2 separate regions of the Homo sapiens genome follow, and region 2 is linked to region 1. A link is a contact called in ENCODE Hi-C or POLR2A ChIA-PET data. All regions are on one chromosome and are shown on one strand. Each heading gives the region's core, a stretch centred on a gene start or an enhancer-like site at or near the end of the contact. The rest is flanking DNA. Distances are from core to core; before and after follow the strand shown.

Region 1 (3,225 bases), core at 278-2,777:
GGTTGCAGTGAGCCAAGATTGTGCCACTGCACTCCAGCCTGGGCAACAAAGCGAGACTCTGTCAAAAAATAATAGTAAAATTAAAAAATAAATAAAAAGTGTAGACATAGGCTGAGTGTGGTGGCTCACGCCTGTAATCCCAGCACTTTGGGAGGCCGAGGCGGGTGGATCAAAAGGTCAGGAGTTCGAGACCAGCCTGACCAATATGGTGAAACCTCGTTTCTACTAAAAAAACAAAAATTAGCCAGGTGTGATGGCGCATGCCTGTAATTCCAGCTACTTGGGAGGCTGAGGCAGGAGAATTGCTTGTACACAGGAGGCAGAGGTTGCAGTGAGCCAAGATCATGGCATTGCACTCCAACCTAGGTGACAGAGCAAGACTCGGTCTCAAAAACAAACAAACAATATGTTGTACACAAGAGACATATCTAAAACAAAGAGATTCTGAAAACTTAAAAATAGAAGGATAAGCAAAGTTATACCAAGCAAATGCATACAAAAAGAAAGCAAGGCCGGACACGGTGGCTCACGCCTATAATCCCAACACTTTGGGAGGCAGAGGCAGGCAGATCACCTGAGGTCAAGAGTTCAAGACCAACCTGACCAACGTGGACAAACCCGTCTCTACTAAAAATACAAAATAAGCCAAGCATGGTGGCACATGTCTGTAATTCCAGCTACTCAAGAGGCTGATGCCGGAGAATCGCTTGAACCCAGGAGGTGGAGGTTGCGGTGAGCCAAGATTGCGCCACTGCACTCCAGCCTGGGCAACAAGAGTGAAACTCTGTCTCAAAAAAAAAAAAAAAAAAAAAAGGTGGCCTGATTCAGTCATTCCACAATGCAAGCATATATCAAAACAGCATGTTGTACACCGTAAATATAAACACTTTGTCAACTTTAAAAGTAAAAATTAAAATTAAAAATAAAACAGGCCGGGAACAGTAGTTCACGCCAGTAATCCCAGCACTTTGGGAGGCCAAGGCAGGTGGATGACCTGAGGTCGGGAGCTCGAGATCAGCCTGGCCAACATGGCGAAACCCCATCTCTACCAAAAATACAAAAATTAGCCATGCATGGTGGCAGGTGCCTGTAGTCCCAGCTACTCTGGAGGCAGAGTCAGGAGAATCACTTGAACCTGGGAGGCAGAGGTTGCAGTGAGCTGAGATTGTGCCAATGCACTCCAGCCTGGGCGACAAGAGCGAAATTCCATCTCAATAAATAAATAAATAAATAAATAAAAATATGTTTCTTAAAAAAGAAAATAAGGAGGTGGGACTTCCTTCTTGGCCCAAGACATGGTAGAATAACAAAGACCAGATTTACCCTCCTACTTACACAACTTTAAAAATGAGTAAAATATGTAAAGCAACAGTTTCCAAACATTGGACAAGAAATATAAGAGTGATCACCTAGGGAAGGGGAACAAATAAGATAAGCCCTACTATTGCCTCCAGCTTACTTCCTAGATAAAATTTCCAGGCTGTGACACAGGGAAAAGGTATCCATGCACAGCCCTGCAGTCTCCTAGGGTTGAGAAAACAAAGTTCAAAGTCCAGGGAGGCCAAAGGCACTAGAATTCATGGAGCAGAGGACCAGAGAGAACAGAGCTGCACACAGATAAGTTTCTGGAAATATGTAGAGTTTTCCTTATCTGGTCCGTACATGCGTGTAAGGTGTGTCTGTTATTGATATATTGCCTCTCAGCTCCAAATTCATGAGTTTTGCCCCCCATGAAAATAATTCAGACCCTTTAAATAGTTTACCTCTACAAACTGGCACTAAAGCAGGTTTGTCAGTAGAGGGCGCTGGAGAGACATCGCAAGGGAAAGGGTTTATTTCCTGGTTGATCTTGGCTCACTCCACAGGCTTCTGTTTTCTTTCAGCATGCTGCAGCCCCTAATGAATGAATGAACCCAGGTATCACAACAAAAAAGAGAGACAAAAAAAATCATGTGCCTCCTGATGAAAGAACACAACTGCCACCTCACCTTCTCAAAGAAGCCAAACCTGAATCTGATCAAGCCACTGGATCCAGCTGCCAATTTGCAGGAAATATAGGACACAGGAACATGCACAATGGATTGGATTGAATGATACAGGGATGGACAGATATGTGATAAATCAAATAGAGCAAAATGGTAATTGCAGAATATAAATGTTGGATAGATGAGTGTCCACTATATAATTCTATTTTTTTTTTTTTTTTTTTTGAGACAGGGTATCACTCTATCACCCAGACTGGGGTGCAGTTGTGCTATCACAGCTCACTGTAGCCTCAGCCTCCTGGGCTCAAGCGATCCTCCCACCTCAGCCTCCTGAGTAGCTGGGACTACGGATGCATGCCACCATGCACCAATTTTTAAAAACTTTTTGGAGAGATGGGGTCTTGCAATATTGCCCTGGCTGATCTCCAACTCCTGGGCACAAACGATCCTCCCACCTTAGCCTCCCAAAGTGCTGCGATTATAGGCGTGAGCCACTGCGCCTGGCCCACCCAAGTTTTCTGTTTGAAAATGCTCATAGTAAAATGTTGACAAAAGACATATAAAAAGTCAAGTTTAAACTATACTGTGGCTAGGCGTGGTGGCTCACACCTGTATTCCCAGCACTTTGAGAGGCCAAGGTGGGCAGATCATCTGAGGTCAGGAGTTCAAGAGCAGCCTGGCCAACCTGGTAAAACTCCATCTCTACTAAAAATATGAAAATCAGCCAGGCACGGTGGTGTGCGCCTGTAATCCCAGCTATTTGGGAGTCTGAGGCAGGAGAATCACTTGAACCCAGAAGGTGGAAGTTGCATGAACCGAGATCGCGCCACTGCACTCCAGCCTGGGCAACAGAGCAAGACTCCATCTCAAATATAAAAATAAAATATAGTGTCTAGGGAAGTATATTTAGGTGGTGAAACTACAAAAGAAACTCAAGGAAGTGATTAGTATAAAAGTTACAATAGTGGTTACTTTGGGAGAAAGCAGCATGTTGTAAATGGGCAGGGACACATGGAATCCTTCTGAGGTACCTGGCCAAATTCTATTCTTGGCCCTGTTGTGGTTTACGAAGGTGTCCCCCTTGTAATTATTCATTAAATGCTATTTCTGTTCTCTGTGGCTTTCTGTCTGTATTTTACAACAAAAGGGTTGTTTTTTTAAAAGTCCGTATCCTTTGACCCAGCAACCACTTTAGGATAATTATTAATTACTAATTACCCTAAAGTAATTATCAGTAGAG
Region 2 (3,225 bases), core at 448-2,947, 180 kb after region 1:
TGTATCCACATGCACACACACATGCACACTCCCATTAGGACTGATGGGCTAAAAACAAGTGATTTTTTTTGCTTTGCTACTATTTTGGCATACATGTCATTAACATTTTCCCAGTTGATCAGTTCTAAGGGAGACTCAATAAGTCTGAAATCCCCGGAGATACTAGACACTCTCTCTAGTCTATTGCCTCTTGTTCACCCAGGCTTTGACAAACTAAAACAAAACTCTTGTCAATGTATTTCTGGAAAAGTTTGAATTTTATATTGTAGCATTCAGAAATATATTTGGAATGTGTTGTTGTTTAACTCTTTAGTAATATTAGCATTACTCTTTTACCAGAAATATATTAATGTCTCATTTTTAGATGCATCTGGGCTTTTTGGTCATTTTAACTTTGAATGCAAAATATTCATTGATTAAATGAATAAAGCAGTGAATCCTAGAATAGGCAGACTTGTGTAGGTTTGCATTTGCATGTATCTTTATTGACCCCCCAAAACGTGAAAAATTGATATTATATATTTTCACTCTAAAAACAGATTATAGGTTTTCAAGAACATGTACAAAAAAGATAGAAATTTGTCTTGATATGGTTCCCAGAAAATATGCAGCTTAAAAATGGAACAAATGGCTCTACCTAATGGGAAGACAGACCCTTTAAAATCCTATGCCCATTACCAATCATGTCCCATATGAAAAGGTACATTTTATTTCCATCACCACATTTGGGGAAAAAATGATGCAATCTGTTTTCTTTAAGAGACTTCTAGACATCCTGGAACAAAATGTTTTTAGAAGGGGCATTTCCATCCAGAAGGTGGGCATCTGGTTACCTTCAGATATGCATACTTACATTGTTGGCTGGCAAATTAATAGATTGTACCTGTGCATGAGAACACTTCTAATTTCAAATATACATATTTGAGACTCAATATATTTTAACACACTGACTACATTTCAAAGGTAACAGGTAAATTGTATTGAAAACAACATCTGATTGGTATCTTCACTGGGGACAATAGCATATCAGATTGACAGTTGACTGGTAAAGTGAAATGTATTTCCTTAATGTGTTTTTTGCCAAGAGTTGAGTAGTATTAGACAGGCCAGAGGTCATATTTGGGAAAGTCATCTAAAGCCAGGAAGAGCCCATAGGCCCAGGCAGGCAAATACTTGAATTCATGATGAGCTGAGAGGGGCAAGGTCAAACAGCAGAAACAGAACTGAAGCTGGGAGCAAAAGGCAGACCTGGGCAGAAAGTTTGGGCAACATGGAATTGGGATCCTAGGCAGTTGGGATGCAGCGGGTGGCAGTTGGGAGGAAGGAGAGCAGAGAAAAAGGCACTTTTGACAGTGACTCAACTAGGCACAGCTAATAAACTGTACAGATGCAACCATGTCAAAAAGGCTCCACCTCCTTATTTATGGACTGTCGAGGACATTATGTAGGTGATGGGCATTGATTGTAACCCATGCATATGAGCTTCCTGTAACTGGGCTGAAACTATTGATACATTCAGGCCAGAAGAGTGGGTCTGAGTATGCACTGTTTATTTCCTGGTGGGCGCTGCCTTCTCAGCTTGGCTCTCATTTCCCATTACTGCTTTGCTCTGACTCACTGATGGCCTGCCACATGTCATTAGGCGGCTCAACTGCTGCTCTCATTTCTCCCAAAGGTATATGGAGGTTTGTGTCTTGGCTTCTACACTTTTTTTTTTTTTTTTTTTTTCCGGAGAGCTGGAGGAAGTGGCCTTTTGATAGTTTTGTTTGTTGAGTTGAATACTTGTAGTGTCTTACGGTTTCAATTTTCCTTTCTCATAGATATTTGATCCTGATGACCTTTATTCAGGGGTCAATTTCTCCAAGGTACTGAGTACTCTTTTAGCTGTCAACAAAGCAACAGAAGGTAAGCCGGGCTTGTGATTTATATGTTCTGGGTGACATTTTTGAATCCATGTGTTTGTGATTACCCTAGGAGCCAACTCTGGCCAGGATTGTTCTCGTGATGCAAATTTTCCCCTTGCTCCCCCAAATACACCCCAACAAATGTCAAATGCTTGAATTTTTCATGGCTTAGGATTTAAAATATACCTATCATAGATGTTATTCTAATGCCCTTAATATAATGATAAGAACTAAGAAACTATTCCATTCAAAGCTCTGAATCACCAACTGAGTATAACAAAACAGAGAAGAAAAAGGAAAGACCAGTTCCCTTTTTCATAGAGTTTACAAAATACAGCCGTCACTTCCCTTTCCCCACTAGAGACATATTTTTCTCATTGTTTTATGTATGCCTTTGTCCATGTAAAGGAACCCCTCAGTAGCCTTGCACCAAAAATGAAATCTTGGGGTCATAGGGAGTGAAAATAATATCTTTTATTTAAATGTTTAACACCTACCACACTAGAGGTATTAAATATAAATGCTAGTAAATGTGAAGAAAATGATGATACACTTAGAATGTAGCTTCACTCCTTCCCTGGTATATTTTACCAACAGCTGAATAGTAATAATCATACTTAAAATGCTTTGAGCTCTTGCCCTGGATCTAGGCTGTCATAAGAGCCACAGGTGATCTCATCCAATCCTTGAAACAACACTGGGGGTAGGTATTATTATTATTAGGTCCATATTACAGATAAGGAAAGTCAGGCCAACAGTTGCCCAACTAGAAAGTTAGTCGCTGAGTTGGGATTCAGACCCACATCTGAATGACTACAGAGCCCTTATGCCCAAGCACGAGGCTTGCTGCTCAAACTGTTGTAGAGTCAAGAGGCTGTGTGCCCAGCATCGCCAGGTGCTACAAAAAATGTCAAAGCTATGGTCCCTGCCTTTGAGAAAATTACTGTCTATTTAAGGAGACTCAACTTACCCACGTGAAACAATTAGAGGACAAGAGCAGACAATATAATCAAGTGCCAAATAGGTTAGAGCATCTAGGAAGCTATCGAGTAATTATAGTTTTTGTCAAAAGAGCTGTATATAATAGCAATACAAGTAAAAATACTTCTCCAAAGTTGTTCTTTTGCTATTTGGAAAAAAAAATGCTTTTGAGCTATTGCAAGGCGTATAGCTGAAAGTACAGCTAATTCAAGTAACTATATTTAACACACATGACAACTATCCAGTTCTAGTCAGGGAGGATCGTGTAATTCTAACATTATGCCACACAAATTATACGTTCCTTTGCCAAACTCTCCTAGCAAGTTTTACAGTCTCTTCC

The links. Hi-C counts contacts between places; a loop is a spot of excess contacts on that map. ChIA-PET counts read pairs that join two places held with the same protein, here RNA polymerase II (POLR2A). Pooled maps may share reads with other maps.
Region 2: a loop to region 1 is called in a pooled map, with 6 times the contacts of the local background. The contact joins two enhancer-like sites. A Hi-C loop is called at or near these places in 8 of 50 pooled maps. POLR2A ChIA-PET finds 5 or more read pairs at or near these places in 3 of 52 experiments (GM10248, OCI-LY7 and Panc1).

Annotation. Positions count from the first base shown.
Region 1 is chrX:136,923,918-136,927,142 of GRCh38, reverse strand. No RefSeq gene overlaps it. Among named protein-coding and RNA genes, the nearest start is that of RBMX, 45 kb to the right of the region's middle. RefSeq lists an enhancer at 1,786-1,925. Within about 2 kb of position 1,527, at least 2 of the 41 ENCODE cell types and tissues checked have a DNase peak (open chromatin) inside an H3K27ac peak, as active enhancers do.
Region 2 is chrX:136,746,188-136,749,412 of GRCh38, reverse strand. It overlaps ARHGEF6 (Rac/Cdc42 guanine nucleotide exchange factor 6), which reads left to right. Exons shown (of 22, transcript NM_004840.3): 3 at 1,821-1,905. Among named protein-coding and RNA genes, the nearest start is that of ARHGEF6, 33 kb to the left of the region's middle. Within about 2 kb of position 1,697, at least 3 of the 41 ENCODE cell types and tissues checked have a DNase peak (open chromatin) inside an H3K27ac peak, as active enhancers do.